2 separate regions of the Homo sapiens genome follow, and region 2 is linked to region 1. Evidence: chromatin loops called from intact Hi-C (ENCODE). Cell type or tissue: mammary epithelial cell. All regions are shown on one strand.

Region 1 (8,000 bases):
TAAAAACAGACAGGCTCATTTCCATTCTACATTTCACATGCAATCAAAAAGATCTGCAAAAAATAGCTCGCTCTCTCATCCTCCTTCTCCCCTTGGGAGCACCGACTGCTAGGGAGATGAGCGGTAACCACCCACAAAAAGGAAGGAAAGGAGCCCTCTCTTAGATTATCATGCAAATTTTATTTAAATGTAACATTGAGTATACTTCACCAGAAACAAAATAAAATATATATTGTCAAAAACTCAGCTTTGCAAATTTCCAAAATTACATTACCACCCAAATCAAATTTCAAATATAAATTAATTAAGCAAAAGGCATAGAAAACAAGTCTTCAGTTGCCACTCAACAAACAGCTAAATCTGAATCTATATATTCCAGAAAAATCTGAGGAGTTCTGGAGAAAAAAAAAATCCACTTTACTTTTTCACTCAAATTTATCAAGAAAAGCCATGTCTTGCCCTGACACGGGAAGACATTATTCAATGTCTTCTTGAGAGACAGTGCTCACACATATTTTAGTCATCTTTGCATCCTCAGCACCTAGTAATGTGGCTGAGAAAAAGGAAGGACTAAACGGGTATATGTTGTATTTAAATACTTACTCAATTCTCCACTTTAATTATTGCTATTTAAATCTTCTTTCTAAAAGATGTTTTCTAAATAATGATCTTGGCTATGTTTCTTAGAAATTAGTTTAAAAACAGCAACAATAACATTTGCTTAATAAATCAGTGAAATTTTAAACATAAATAATGATAGAGTAAAAACATTAATTCAGTAATTCAGATTGCTACTCTGAATCCTATGTTACCTCTCTAGGGTTTCACATTCAACTCTTTTATTATAACTAATATTTGATTAATTCTCTGGATTTAAGACTATAAGATTACCTGATCCAGCATTCCTCAAAATGCATTCTCTAAAACACTGGCTCTGAAAAAAATGCTAACATGTTATTCCTCTTGCAGAGTGAGAAGGGAAAGGTTCCACTGTCAAATCAGATTAGGCAAATCTAGGTGACATGGGTTTCTTGAAGACCTTCTCAGAGATTTTCTTATGCTGATGTGCACTATTAAATATGTGGTCATTTGATACCCCATTATTTTATGCTCCACTAAAAAGGCGGGGAGAAAGTGGCCAAACTATAATACATTCTTGTCACAATGATTTTTAAGCTGCATCCAGATTACCAAGATGGTAAAATGGTAAAAGCAGTGCATCTTAGAATTTATGCAATAGGGTAGTATGTAGGGTTTCTCAATTTCATGATGAGATCCATTTTACAAGGGAAAGTTAGTAGAATTAGTGTCCCTCAGATTATAATTTGGGAAATGATGAATTTCTAGTCCAAAGCCCTCAAAAGGAAATCAGGGCCCAAAAAAGTTACTACTCATGGTTGCATACCTGGTTAATGACAGCCAGGTTCTCTTGTCTGCAGCCTTCCTCCTTTAGTTTATTTGTCCATTCTGTTTCTCTCTTGAACCCATGCTTGGTTGCACTCTACCATACCTATCTATTGCTAACCCATGTGCCCACAATCCACCCCTACCCCCATCTTCTCATCCTCCACTCCTACCACCTCCCACTAATTACATCTACACATTCCTTCAATATCCTTCAGAAGAACTGTCATTGCTTGAAATCCTATTCCGAGAATCCAGTCTGACATTCTGGGAGGAAAGAAGCACAATGCTTCTCACTTCTTCTACTCCCTGCCTCAATGGTAAAACAAAAGAGAAAGTGTTCATATAGAATCGTCAAACCTTCAAGTATATAACTCCTTTCATCCTATAGATAATAAAATTTGAACCTGAGGTGGCCATCTTTCTCACCAGAATGTAGATCCCTTAAGAGCAGAGATCACATTACTTGTAATGTGACATTATTTTGATATATAAGATGATGTTACTTATTCACAAGCATTCATTCATCCAACAAATATTTATTGAACACCTATTATGTGATAGACACAACTGTAGTTGCTGAATTGTAACAGTGAACTAAACAGACAAAAATTTCTACCTTTCTGGAGCTTGCTTTGCAGGAACCAAGGACTTTCCATAACTGAAACAGATTTTGCCTGATCAAACCCATGACATTTCCCAGACTTTTTGGCGTCCTCCCTTCCACCCCCATCTTTTTTTCCCCAATTTCTTCTCCCTTACAACAAGGCACTTAAATTGCACAGAACAAACTTTTGGAAAATGTCAGCTAATATGTAATATAATATAATATAATACAATAACCCTCACCTGAAGGTCATATCTTTTATAAAAGATTTGACAAGAATGTTACAAAATTCTCAGTTTACAGATGCAGAATAGGAATAAAAGGTACAAAACAAAGATTCCTGGGGCCAGAAAGCAAGTTGGTGGTAGAAACAAACTAGTAAATACAGATCAGTGTCTAATCTCTTTCTTCATCAATACCAATAATATGATGAGAAGCTCTGAAATTTGCTGTGAGATTATCTAAAATTTGCAGAAGGAAGATTAAAACATTAATCAAGTGGAATATAATATAAACAGTTTTATCTTTCTGCGCTAACATGTATTTCTGCAACAAAACAAAATCCTACAAAGCTATAGTTACAGGATTCTGAATTTTCTTTGCTTGCCTCAAATTCAAATACTCTAGTGATAAAAATTAACATTCCATTCCTTCCTTGCAACTATGTGGCTCAATATAATAAATACATCTAGTACTGAAAGAAATGCTTATCATAAAAGTTAATACATAAATTTAAACTCTATAAAAGTATATCTCTTATTAACCATCTAAATAACTGATATCTTTTGTCATTTCATGGGTTTTTTTTTTTTTTTTTTTTGAGATGGAGACAGAGTCTCACCCTGTAGCCCAGGCTGGAGTGCAATCATACGATCCCGGCTCACTGCAACCTCTGCCTCCTGGGCTTAAGCGATTCTCCTGCTTCAGCCTCCTGGGTAGCTGGGATTACAGGCGCACCACCAGGCCCGGCTAATTATTGTATTTTTAGTAGAGACAGGGTTTCACTATGTTGGCCAGGCTGGTCTCAAACTCCTGGCCTCAAGTGATCTGCCCACCTCGGCCTCTCAAAGTGCCTGGATTACAGGTACGACCACCGCGCCAGGCCTCATGGTGTATTTTTTATAACACGCATTTTTAAATTACTAATACAAGCGTAAATATACTAAATGTTTTAAAAAATAAAAATATATAGGAAATTGAAATAAATGAAATAAGGATTTAAAATTTTCAAGTAAATCGTTGATTTCAAATGCAAAGGCACAAAAGGTAATTTCAGATAATTTATCGTTGCATCTTAATACAATCTATTTTAAAGAATGTTAAATTACAGTATACCTAGCAGAAGCAGTTATGAGAAATTCAATCTCTAAATAAAATGTTTAGGATGAAATTGTAAACTAGGAAAGGATGATAGTAAAAATTCATCAAATATCTACCCACAATATTACTGAATCTGTGAGCTGTCATTCATGGCTCATTCCTTCATTAAACTTGTGTTTGTTGAGAGCAAGAGTTAGCTCATTTTAATAAATCCTTCTACAATCTGTCACATAACATTATTGTGAATATGTTTAGATAAATAAGCATCTAATTGCCTATATGATTCCTCCAAAGTGCATATTGTCTAGATATTCTAACCCTGTAGAATTATCATTTGTTTTCAGAATTTATGTTTTACACACTGTACAGTCATTGTTAACTAATGAATTTCTCAAACAAAACTAAGATTTAATTGTTTTTTTCATGCCTATTTAAACTCTCTTGTTACTAGGTGTTATGTATTTTATAATTCTTAAGGTATATAAAGAATTTATTCCATATTTACCAGAAAATCAAGAGAATCCACACTTAACAAACCATATGCCCAACATCTTATTCATACAGTCTTATTGTTGTATAACAATTTAGCCTTAACTAATATCCATTGTCACAGATAATTAAAAGTTCATCTGGTAATTAGATGCTGCACAGCAACTTTTCAACATTAACTAAAACTTTATTATATTATAGGGCTACTAAAACAGTTTGTTTTAGAAAAATATAGCTGCATCAGAGTACTCATTTAATCAACATTTTAAATATAATTTTTCTTAGTTTTCTAAAATATTTTCATTCATGCAAAAATCGATTCATGCTTAACAGTCAACATGCTAAACTAATAACATTTTCAAGATTCTATAAAAATTCAAAACACAGCAAAACAAAATGTGAAATTTTCTTTAATTCTTGGGTGGTCTGCTGAAGAAAATTTAGCTGCATATAAAACTATAAATGACTGTTAAATCAGCTATTTGGATACAAGATAATTTATGAAAACTTGTTTCAGTTTATAGAAAGTCTACACATGAAAGACAATTTCAATGAGATGGCCAAGCATAAGGGAGTCAGAATCTTATTGAAAATGGAAAAAGGTTTTGTGCTCTACAAATATTGTTTGAACATAATATAAGCAGAAAAATTTGTGGATTATAAATCCATATGTTCTTAACTGGCTATTCCTTATATACTTTTGTTTAAGTTTTCACAATGCACCTATGTGCTAATATCAATAATCATTCATGCTATGAAAGAATGTAAACCTAGTGCCATCTACTGGAAAAAGTGGATACCATTTAATCAACTAATTGCAAATTATTTTGTGAATTACGGGTTGAAATTTGTATGTCCTTTTTTCTATTTCTTTAAAAAAAATCCTCTCCTCGGCATTTTAATATAATCAAAGAAATTAGGTAAGATAAAGTTAGGTCAGATGTTGGGTAAGAATGGTGAAACTGGAGAACTGAGGGCATTAATCTGAACACAAGGGAGAGAATTCCTTTAGGGACACCAATACAGAAATCAGAAACACGGTGTTCTGATCCGAGTTTTAGATTGGGTTCATGTGCATCTTTTAGAACAGAGGTCCTGAATATGTGGTCAAAGAACCCCCTTTGAAGAGTTTCAGAAGACTTAACAAAAAATTTCTTGAAATTATATGAAAACATGTGTAGATGCATATATGTCTTTTCTGGAAAAGAAGGTCATAACTTTTATCAAAGCACTATGTAGGTTGTCCATATTTTTCATGACCCAAAAAAGATTCTGAAGAACTAATATAGAAAGTCAATGCATTCAGTAAGTGAACAGCACACTGACGATTCTGATTATCTTTTAAGTACATCAGTTCTATTAATGAACTATTGCCAGCTCAAATTGAATAAGTACTTGTTACTGATGGATGTGGCTTTAATGTGTATCTGTAGTATTTCCTCTTTACAAATGGAGACTTTAAAGCACAACAAACAATAATTTGCTGCAAAGAAGTGATCAAAAGGGCCAGAGTTCTTAAGTCTTATGCTAAGTATACTACGTACTTATTCACCGCCTCAAACAGTTTACTACCAAAACTCAAAACTGTTTGCAAGAAAAGGTAAAAGCAATTCTGGATAACATGCATTGAATCTGTTGCCACTTTTGTTTTTTGTTTAGCTACAATGTGATTTATACCTATGACATCCCCTGTATTGTATTAATGCAATAAAGTGAGAAAAAATTGTCAGACAATAAATTCAAAAGTAAACCAAACTATGAACTTCACTTTTAATCTTCCCATATAAAGGAGTTTCAAATAAATTTGTACTCTCTTACAGCTATGACTTCACCTACACATAAACATTCCAAATGTTTACTGATTCATTTAACATATATTTATTAAGTGCCAGGCACTGTGTTAAGCTCTGGAGCCATAAGCCGCTGATTCATGGAGTTCTAGTTATACAGATGATAATCAATGACTTTCTAACACCATTTGCAAAATATCTCTAAGACTTCTAATTGCTACATTAGAAAACTATGATATATTTATAAGCTACAGCCATGTGACTCTTCAATTCATGGAAACTATTAAATATGCCAATAATGTCAAATAAGAATCACAACCACAAATTATATGTATGAGGGTAGAAAAAAAGTATAATTTATCACTCTAATTAGTACTATTTAGACAAATTTTATTTATTTCACCCTCACTTGGCTGAAAGCTATCATGATATCTAGTCTAAGCTACAATTACACTTAATTTTTATCTAGCATTAAAACTATGTATAAAATTGGGCTTCCTGATTCCTCCTCAGATAATGCTTCAGTCTTGATTAAGAGGCAAGGAATTCTAATGTTCAAACATGGAAACTGTGTCCTCCCACCACAACTCAGCAGACTTCTCTGTATAAGTTCCCAGCATTAGTTAGTACTGAGTTTTAAGATCTGATTAACCTAAAGTCAAAAGTAAAAACAAGTGACAGTTAATAAAATCACAGAATTTAAGAACTAAATATACTATCTAATTTTAATTCCTCATAAAGATGAAGAGACTGTGATCAGGAGAAGTTTATTGATTTGTTCAAGGTCACGCAAGTTAAGGACAGAGCTTTGGTTAGAGTTTTCTAACTCCTAATCCAGTGTTCTTTTAATACATTAAGGAAACTGTTGTAAGAAATTAAGAAGAAATTCTGCGAGAGAAAAATTACCTTTAATTGCAAACATGAGTGAACCATAACTCAGATGCACTTAAAAAGCTCCAAATTAAAATTATACTTTATTAAAAAAATAAGACGTAAAAAAAGTCAAAGCTGAAAAATAATAGATCACTCTTCTGGGATATAGCCTTCATGCAGGTCAATCCAGTTATAATCAACTTTAAGAGCTTGCTCCAATTATATTTTAGTTCTGGAATTATTTCATATTGAATAATACTCAAAATTAGTAGGGTACTGGTTAGGGAACAGACATCTTTTTGATTTACAGAGATTTCTGTTGTAATGGGTTTTGACCAGCAACATTATATTAAAGCAAGACTTCAAACTTTCACCTTCACTTCCTGTATTTCCAATTTTGGCCTCTTCTCTTCCCTACCTGTACAAACTAATAGGGACTAGAATTCCCATTTCAATTTCATCTTTATTTTTCAAAATTTAAGCAGTCTGTTTCATTACTGTTGAAGTTAATTTCTTCAACATTTCTATATATCTAAGAGCAAAATCCTGTTAGAGAAATTGATGATGATACAGATTTTGCTAAATCCAAGTTATAAAATATGTAGACACCCAAAGACTGACTTTCATAACACTTTAAAAACTAGTGGTGCTTGAATGGTCGAGAAATTATGGAATACTATTCTAGTCAACTCATTTTTCAAATTAAAATGGGTTTACAAGCCCTAGATAAGAAAGATGAGAGTTTCTTTGGGCTTTTACCAGTACTGGGTAGTAAGAATAAAAGAAATCTCTTGTATATTTATAGGACTTGAATTCTGGTTCAGCAGGGTGCATAAGTAAAATAAAGAGATCAGAACAACAGGTCAAGATGGTTATTCCTCAAACATAAAGTGTATTTGTGAGTCCCATGAAAGTAAAAAATAGTTAAATGAAACATAGGACATGTTTAAAAGTTTGAAAAGTCTGTTGTATTGGAAAAACATAAATCTATATTAATACAGATACATGAATTTCCATATTGAACATAGTGAAGACATATATGGTGTTTACTAAATGCCAGCCACAGGTTTAAGCACTTTTCACATCCCAATCTATTTAATTCTCACAGCAACCCTTTCAGGTTGGTACTATTATTATCTCCATGTTACAAACAAGGAAGCTAAGGCACACAGCTAGTCAGTGGCAAAGTCAGATTTTAAACTCAGTCTGACCTCATACAGAATTTGTGTGCTTAAGCACTGTACCATAATGGTTAATTTTTTAAAAACTATCAGCTTTGCTGAATTTATCTTTGAATCATTTTATCAAAATTTAAAGATATTTATATTTCAGTTAAACAATCTCATTATGAAACCCTTTAATCCATGACTGTCATATCTTGAAGAATACACTGTTAATTAATGTGGTTTCTATAAACATTTAGCCTCCCCTGTATTTGGCAAACCAATGTTACAAGAACTATGCTGGGTACTTTTACACATTGGAGCTTTTTCCAGAGGAAAACATCATTATGTATA
Region 2 (8,000 bases), 360 kb before region 1:
TGATTCCACCAGAACACGTCAGCTACCCTGACATTGACACTGGGTAACCCATCTTTAATTTCTGCTTAAGGGATGGGGTGGCCCTTTCCAAGCGCGAATTTTTTTTTTTGTCAACTTTTATTTTAAGTTCCAGAGTACATGTGCAGGATGCAGAAGTTTGTTACATAGGTAAACGTGTGCCGTGGTGGTTTGCTGCGCAGATCAACCCATCACCTAGGTGTTAAGTCCAGCATCCATTAGCTTTTCTTCCTGATGTTCTCCCTCCCTCTAGCCTCAACAGGCCCCAGTGTGTGTTGTTCCCCTCCCTGCATCCATGTGTTCTCATCGTTCAGCTTCCACTTATAAGTGAGAACATGTGGTGTTTGATTTTCTCTTCCTGCGTTAGTTTGCTGAGGATAACGGCTTCCAGCTCCATCTATTTTCCTGCCAAGGACAAATCTTATTCCTTTTCAAGGCTGCATAGTATTCCATAGTGTATACATACCACATTTTCTTTATCCAGTCTGTCATTAATGAGCATTGGGTTGATTCCATATCTTTGCTATTGTGAGTAGTGCTGCAATGAACATATGCGTTCATGTATCTTTATAATAGAATGTTTTAAATTTCTTTTGGTATATACCCAGTAATGGGATGGCTAGGTTAAATGGTATTTCTGGTTCTAGGTATTTGAGGAATCACCACACTGTCTTCCACAATGGTTGAACTAATTTACATTCCCACCGACAGTGTAAAAGCATTCCTTTTTCTCCACAACTTCTCCAGCATTTGTTGTTTCTTGACTTTTTAATAACTGCCATTCTGACTGGTGTGAGATGGCATCTCGTTGTGGTTTTGATTTGCATTTCTCTAATGATCAGTGATGTTGTGCTTTTTTCCATGTTCATTAGCTGCATGAATGTCTTCTTCTGAGAAGTGTCTGTTCATGTCCCAAGGGGGATATCTTAAGAAAACTTTGCACAGCAGTGGAAACATTTTTACATTTTTTCCAAATAATAAAGTAAGATTGTATGCTATTTTAAATTAATAGTATATCTTTCAAGGGAGCTCTTTCTGATATCTCTTTACATGATAATAACAAAAATAGTTCGCCCCCAATTGTGCTTTATGTGTAGAATCATCTTCTTGCTGAAGATGCTTTATTCAGTTGTTTTCCAAAGCTATAACCTGGAAGAGCTTAAGCTGAAGCCTCATGTGTACTTAATACAATTTTAAGCATAGTGAAATACAGATATAGATATGCATGTTGTAGGAACATAGTTATCTATTCTACTTATCAGGAGTTGCCCAGGAGGGCAGTTCTCATCATTCAGGAATAAGTTAATCAGATTTGAGGCCTTAGTAGCAAAATGATTATATTGCATATCCAGCTGTATAGTGACAGATAGACAAGACAGATGGATGTAGGTACAGATATATTTAGAGTATATAGCATATTCAGATGTAAATATAGATGATGCAAATATAGACACGGACACACATCAGCATTATATAGATGTTTATTTTCTATTTTAACACATGCGTTTAGGACAACTTAACAACAGGAGATCATTACTTTCATCTTTGAATGATTCCAATATTTTCCTCTTCCAAAATATATTTTGGCTGTTATATAAATGAAACCCAAGGAATGGTTAGGATTTACATTAAGATTACAGACTTCTTCCCATATACTCTAACTTGAGTTATGCATTTAGAGAATACTGATTTGGAAGGCTTCTCAAGGGTTTGTGCCCTACTGGCTCCCCAGTCTGGAGTGTTCTTTTCACAGAGCTCTAAGTTGCGTTCACTAATATCATGCCAAGCTCTGCATTAATTTCATCTACTCAGAGAGGGCTTCCTGACCACTCTGTCAGAAAGAGCAGACCCACTCCCAGCCCTTCTCCTCATCATTTTCTAATATTCTGCTTTGTTTTATTCCTTATATTTTGTCATTACTGATTTTTTCTTTCTTTCTCTTTCTCATTCTTTCTTTTTCTTCCCTCTCTCCCGTCCTTCTATTATTTCTCCCTCCCTCCCTCCCTCCCTCCTTCCTTCCTTCCTTCCTTCTTTATTTTTTCAGCTGTCTCTGTCTCTAAAGGACTGGAACTTCATTTGCTTGTTATGGTATTTTTAGTGCCTAGAATATTGCCTGGCACAGAATAAGTGTTCAAAATATCTTTGTTACATGAGCAAGTGAATGAATGAATGAATGAATGAAATCCATTCAATTTAACTCATCAGATAATGCTGCATGAAAGTCTTGTGACCCTCCATAGAAATAAGAAAAACACATTTTTTGAAGTCCAAGTATGTTGTGGGCATTGTGCTAGGAAAGGCTGGAAAATTATTTCACACAGTAACATGTGAAATGGACCTATTGTCATATTTCTTGAACAGAGTTTAATTTCTATGTTCGGCCCTTATACTGTTGGGCAGTGAAAAGTCGATCTTAATCTGTTTAGGATTCCATTCTGTTCTCTTTAGGGTCGTGCCTACATTTTCAAGCTTGGTGTATGTGAGTGGGAAGGAAGGGTTCTGGTGCTGCCAGGCCATGCTGGTGTCTGATGTAGCATCCTAGTTCCTCTCTGGTCCTTGGTCATTGGTCCACACAGGTTTCTTCAGTGTGGCTCTCTCAACTAATTCCTGAGAATCTGAGAAATGGGTGGCTGCCTCAAAGGCCAGGCTGAGACATCAGTAACTCTGCTTTCTTGCCTCTTTGAGACCCATGAGATCATTTTGCAGCATCTGAGTAGAAAAGATAGTTTAAAGACAGGACTTAAGGGAATATTTAGAAAACATACAGGAAAATGTGCTGTATCTAGAGCTCTAGAGGTGGTCCAGAGGTAGGATGACAGAATAGTATCATGGGAACCAAAGGAAGAAAGGATTTTATAAAAGAGAGATGTCAACAGCATCAAACACCAACAGAAACCGACTGGAATGGAGTAAAAGAGGCATTAGTGTCATGTCTACAAATGCCTAAACAATGATAACTTTTTTAGAAAAAAGGAGTAAAAGGAAAGATCTGCTAATATATGGTACAGCATAGACAAACTGACTTATTTATTTGTACATTTTTTCTTATTGAACAGTTTTGTGGTTTTCTTATAGAAACCCAATGAATGGTCAGGAATGACTTTTCCACTTTTCCATTGTAAGATCACTGGTCACTGGCTCTGCTTCCTCAGTTTTTAATTTAATGAACTTGGCACAATTCAAAAACAGTTAATAGTTCATCCTTAGATTTGTGCAGTTTCTCAAATGGCAATGACCTTTTGCTATGGTCAGTTTCTCATTTTCTTTCTGCCCATCCCCCAAAGGAAAAGGTTTTGTAGAGGCATTACACAGAACAGCTGCTTGGAACATGCATAGGCCAGTTTACATTAGGCTGTTTTTTCTTGAGAAAGTCATAGTTTAAACAAATGGTTGTGTCTATTTTAATCATTTTTGCCCTCTTTTGAAGTGTTTTTTCAAACAGAAGTTTTTTTTTAGAATAGAGTTTTGCATTATAAATTAGTCTGCTCTGTCATGTCCCTTTTAAACACAGCTGTTACTACAATGTAAACAGAGTTTTTAAAATGTAGATAAACAGTTACAAGAGGAAGAGTTTCAAGTGTTTTTAACACATGGTCAGTTTTTGCTTACTTGAATTCTGTGGTTTGAAAGTTGAATTCGAAATACACTTTTGATTTCACAGATGTCAAGCTATTCAATACAGCTGTTCATGGATGCCCAATTTTAATTTCACAGCTGGCACAGTTTTGACAATATCACATTTTTGAAGTCATATCAGTAGTAAACCTAGGATGAATATGGAAATTCTACAATGGTACACTACAATACTCCTTTGAGGCATAAATGTTGAATGTAAAAACTATCTAGTAGGCCTAAGCTAAATTATAAAACAGTTTTTCATGGTCATCCACCATATTTGCTATGAAATACACAGCAAATTTCAGTATCTTCATAGAAGGTACAGTTATAATCCCAAGAAGAGAAACAAGAGAATACTAATTCTTTAGTGTAATAATCTTATATTTTAAGAATTTATGCCAAAGTACCCACCTTAAAAAGTTAAAAATTACACATTATTTGGATGTAAAGCTTTTGACTGATCTAAGTTTGTTGTTTTGACAAAATTCAAACAAATGAACTTAAATATAGCATCTGTGTCATTTTCCATCAGCATAAAATGCAAGCACTAGACATAAGTACACAAGAATCACAAGCATTTGGAACTGGCAGAGTATTAAAACTAGAGCATTTCAATGTTTTTTGGGGGAAATGTAACAATATATTTGAAATGTATACTTCCATGATCTATCTAAAAATCTACTATCAAAAATATTATAATGGATGATTAAAGGTATCACTGTTTAAATTATTATCCAGAAATTCCCAAGTCGTTGTTTACCTGTGACTTCTATTACTTGAGTAATAAATTTTGGGACCACATAATTTTAGATAATTATTTAGCAAATGTTCTTTTAGCAAATGCCACATAAAGTAAAAATGAATGTAAAATTAAATTCTATCTAAAAAACAGTTTAGTTAGAAAATACCATCACTGAAATGTCCAAGAAAAACATACACAATTTCTATCCATATTGTTCCCAAACCACCAGGCCTGAGTTATGGATCTTAAGGAGGAAGCCATCTTACCAAACCTAATTACTCTGTGTTTGGCTTGGATAAATGGTTAACTGATTATTTAGTTATATCACACAACCCAACATGACCTCATTTTCAATAAAAACATATGATTTGATCCAGAGCTTTCCACAGTACTTCATAATTAGACACCTTATCCATCAGGCTGCAAGAAAACCCTGGTAAAGAGTAAAACAAGAATTTTCATGTGTTAAGTTATACACCAGAGGGAGTCCCATGAATATAATACAAACATACTGACATTGCCAAGGAAAAGTCAATTAAAAATTATATGCACTCTAAGAGTTACAAAGCTCAAAATGTGTTGTGTAATTCAGGCTGAATAGCCCTTGAGTATAAGCATTCATGAAAATTAGGCTTTATTTATTAATGTTTTTATCTCTAGGAGTTCCTAAGAACTTTCCTAAGTGAATTTTAGAACTGATGTTAAAAGTATAAACCACATTTTCTTCATCAGAATTTCAGATATGTTTGTAGGTATGAACACACATACTATATACTTATAAGTAATGCCATATTTAGAATCTTTAAATTTTTCCTAAAACATGATCATATATCTGATCTTTTAATGTACATAAATACTCTTTCAAGCTAAATTGAGTTAACTCCCTTAAATAAAAAATAATCTGAATTTCTTCCAAAAACTCACCTCTTATATTTATTCAGTGTGATGGCTGTCCCTCATACCTCTCTGAGTCATGTACATAAAGCCTGTACATGAAACCAGGATAATTTGCTTCTGTTTCTGCCAATTTTTTTCCCTTGGATTTCTCTTTCTTGTTGAGCCTTTACTGTACAATTGACATGGAGAATCTTGCCAAATACAAGTAACAGTAACTCTATAGGCTTCCATGGTTACAGTCCCCAAAGAGCTTTGAATAACACTTGAAAATTTAAGACCAAGGAAACCATTAATATCTTTGTAGGCTCTTCATTTACTTATTTATGTTTTTAAAAACAAGTTTCACTGGGTTTTATTTCACTTATTACTTCAACCCATTGATATAATTAGTATTAAACATGTCAAGTGTTATTTTATTAACATAATGCAAAAGGAATCTTCCAACCTATAAGCCATTTTTTTAATCTGTTAAGGGGAAAGAATTAGTGAAACCTTGGTAAAGAGTAAAACAAGAATTTTTCAAGTGCTTGAAAATTTTAGACAAGGTGTTAAATTGCCGCTGAAAATATAGAACCTCCTGGGCTGACAACTACTATTCTTTTGGAGATGCTAACTTACTGGTGGGCTTCCCTGTTTCTTTTAAATATTCTTAATGTGATACTGGAAGGGGCTGTCCCAAGGTCAGACATTGAAATGTAAAGTTGTGAGGTGATGACTGAAGTGGGAATATTATGAAATCTTCACCCTATATTATTTTAGTATAGCACAGCCTTAGGCAAATATAATCACTTCCACCAGATACTAATTCCTATTTTTGTGAAGAAAGTCCAGGATAACTCAAGGAAGGAGAACCTCTAGGGAATGCAATCTGGAAAGTGTTCTTTCCCCTGCCACTTCCCTGCATTCCTGACCAGCTCTCTCTTGCCCCAGTCTCCGCCCTAAATGGCCCCATTGTCCTTTCACTTACGCAGGTTAGCTGCCTCCAGTAGCTTTGCCCAACATCACCTAGGGACCTTCCTATTCCTTCCTCCAATTCTTTTCATCCCCCACTCCCCACAATCAATGTATTTTCTGGAGATTGGTCGGGTTGCCCTATCTTCTTGAAGGAAAACATCGGATTCCTGCCCACTCCTACCCTCCATGGAACTTTGTGGCATGGTACAAATTCCATGGTAGTGATGGCATTCTGGCCAAAGGATGAAATAATTTACACTTTCATGAAATAAAATCCAAATGTCCCTGGCATACAACCTCAGCTCAGAATGTTTATCTGCCCCATCCACCACATCATCTCCACCAGGCAGCTAAATAATTAAAATGATAATTTTCTTTTTTTATTTTATTTTTATTTTATTTTTTGAGATGGAGTCTTACTCTGTTGTCCAGGCTGGAGTGCAGTGGCGCGATCTTGGCTCACTGCAACCTCTGCCTCCCGAGTTCAAGCGTTCAAGCAATTCTCATCCTTCAGCCTCCCTGAGTAGCTGGGATTACAGGCACCCGCCACCACACCCAGCTAATTTTTGTATTTTTAGTAGAGACAGGGCTTCGCCATGTTGGCAGTGGCTTTAAGTGACAGGAAAAAAAAATCTAATTCAATCTTGCTTAAGCAACAAGAGAAATTTATTTGTTCAGGCAATTGAAAAGCTTAGGAGTAGGCTAACTTCAAGTGTGACTTGATTTAGGGACTTGAGTGTTGTTATCGAGATCCTTGATGCCTAGTTTTGCCTTTCCTTCTTTTAACTTCGGACTCCAGGGACACATATTCCCAGATGCAAGTTGAGAGGAAAACTCTATGTTTCTTCCTGGTGATTCTCACCAAAGTCCCAGAATTCATTCTTAATGGATCAATTTGAGGCAAGTGCATATTTGTGAGTTAATAACTATAATTCAGGGAGCAACAGTGCTATTGACTGGCCAGTCTTGGATCATAAGCTCCAATCCTGGAGTTGGGAAGAGAGGCCATCTAATCACGCAGTCTGATAGATGATGAAACATGGTCCCCCAAAGCAAGTTCTGGCACTGTTTCCAAATAAAGGGAGGATGAATGTTGGGCAGTATGATCTTCTCAACTCTAAGTAAAGACACAAAGCATCACAACCTGCTCTCAAGGTGGGCTTACATTTGGCACCAGGAAAATGAGGCCATGTTGAAAGAATATAAAAATCAGGTCTTATGCTTCAGTTGCATGCTTTAATGTCTAGGTGTATTTTAAATATTTCAGCAATATTTGCTGTTCCAAATCAATTCCTTCTCTTGAATTTCCCAATTCTGTAAATAAAAACACCACTCTCCTAACTTCTTAGGCTCAAATGATCCAAGGCCAGGCCTGTGGTGAAGAATGAGGTGAGGCACTTGCCTAAGATGCAAAATTTAGAGTGAACTCAGTGTGGTTGGCTAAAAATCAGCACATTCTCCCACCAGATAGCCACATCCTGATTCCTGGAACCTGTGAATGTTACCTTCTATGACAAGGCATTTGCAGATATGATTAAATTGAACGTCTTGAGATGGGGAGATTATCCTGGAGGAAGAGGGCAGGCCCCTACATGCAATCACAAGTGTCACGATAAGAGTGAGTCAGGAAAGCTTTCATTCTATTTTGTAGAATGGAGGCTACCTCAATTCATTAAAAAAAAAAAAAGTGAGTCAGAGAGAAACTTTACACAGACAGAAGAGGAGAAAGTAATGTGACCACAGCGACAGAGATTGAAGTGATGGAGGAATG

What was found. Hi-C counts contacts between places; a loop is a spot of excess contacts. Peaks named below come from ENCODE experiments on the same cell type or tissue, not always from the same donor. Only the 100,000 strongest peaks of a DNase experiment are listed, where the experiment ranks them.
Region 2: it touches region 1 in a loop (10-fold over the local background); 18 of 110 quality-filtered maps call a loop at or near these places.

Annotation. Positions count from the first base shown.
Region 1 is chr12:65,310,505-65,318,504 of GRCh38, reverse strand. All of the region lies in intron 2 of MSRB3 (methionine sulfoxide reductase B3), which reads right to left. Among named protein-coding and RNA genes, the nearest start is that of MSRB3, 36 kb to the right of the region's middle. In mammary epithelial cell, a CTCF peak has its summit at 4,591 (motif pointing left); no DNase peak of the experiment used is centred here; H3K27ac peaks cover 424 bases.
Region 2 is chr12:65,670,834-65,678,833 of GRCh38, reverse strand. No RefSeq gene overlaps it. Among named protein-coding and RNA genes, the nearest start is that of MSRB3-AS1, 32 kb to the right of the region's middle. In mammary epithelial cell, a CTCF peak has its summit at 4,862 (motif pointing right); a DNase peak (open chromatin) is centred at 7,793; H3K27ac peaks cover 3,461 bases.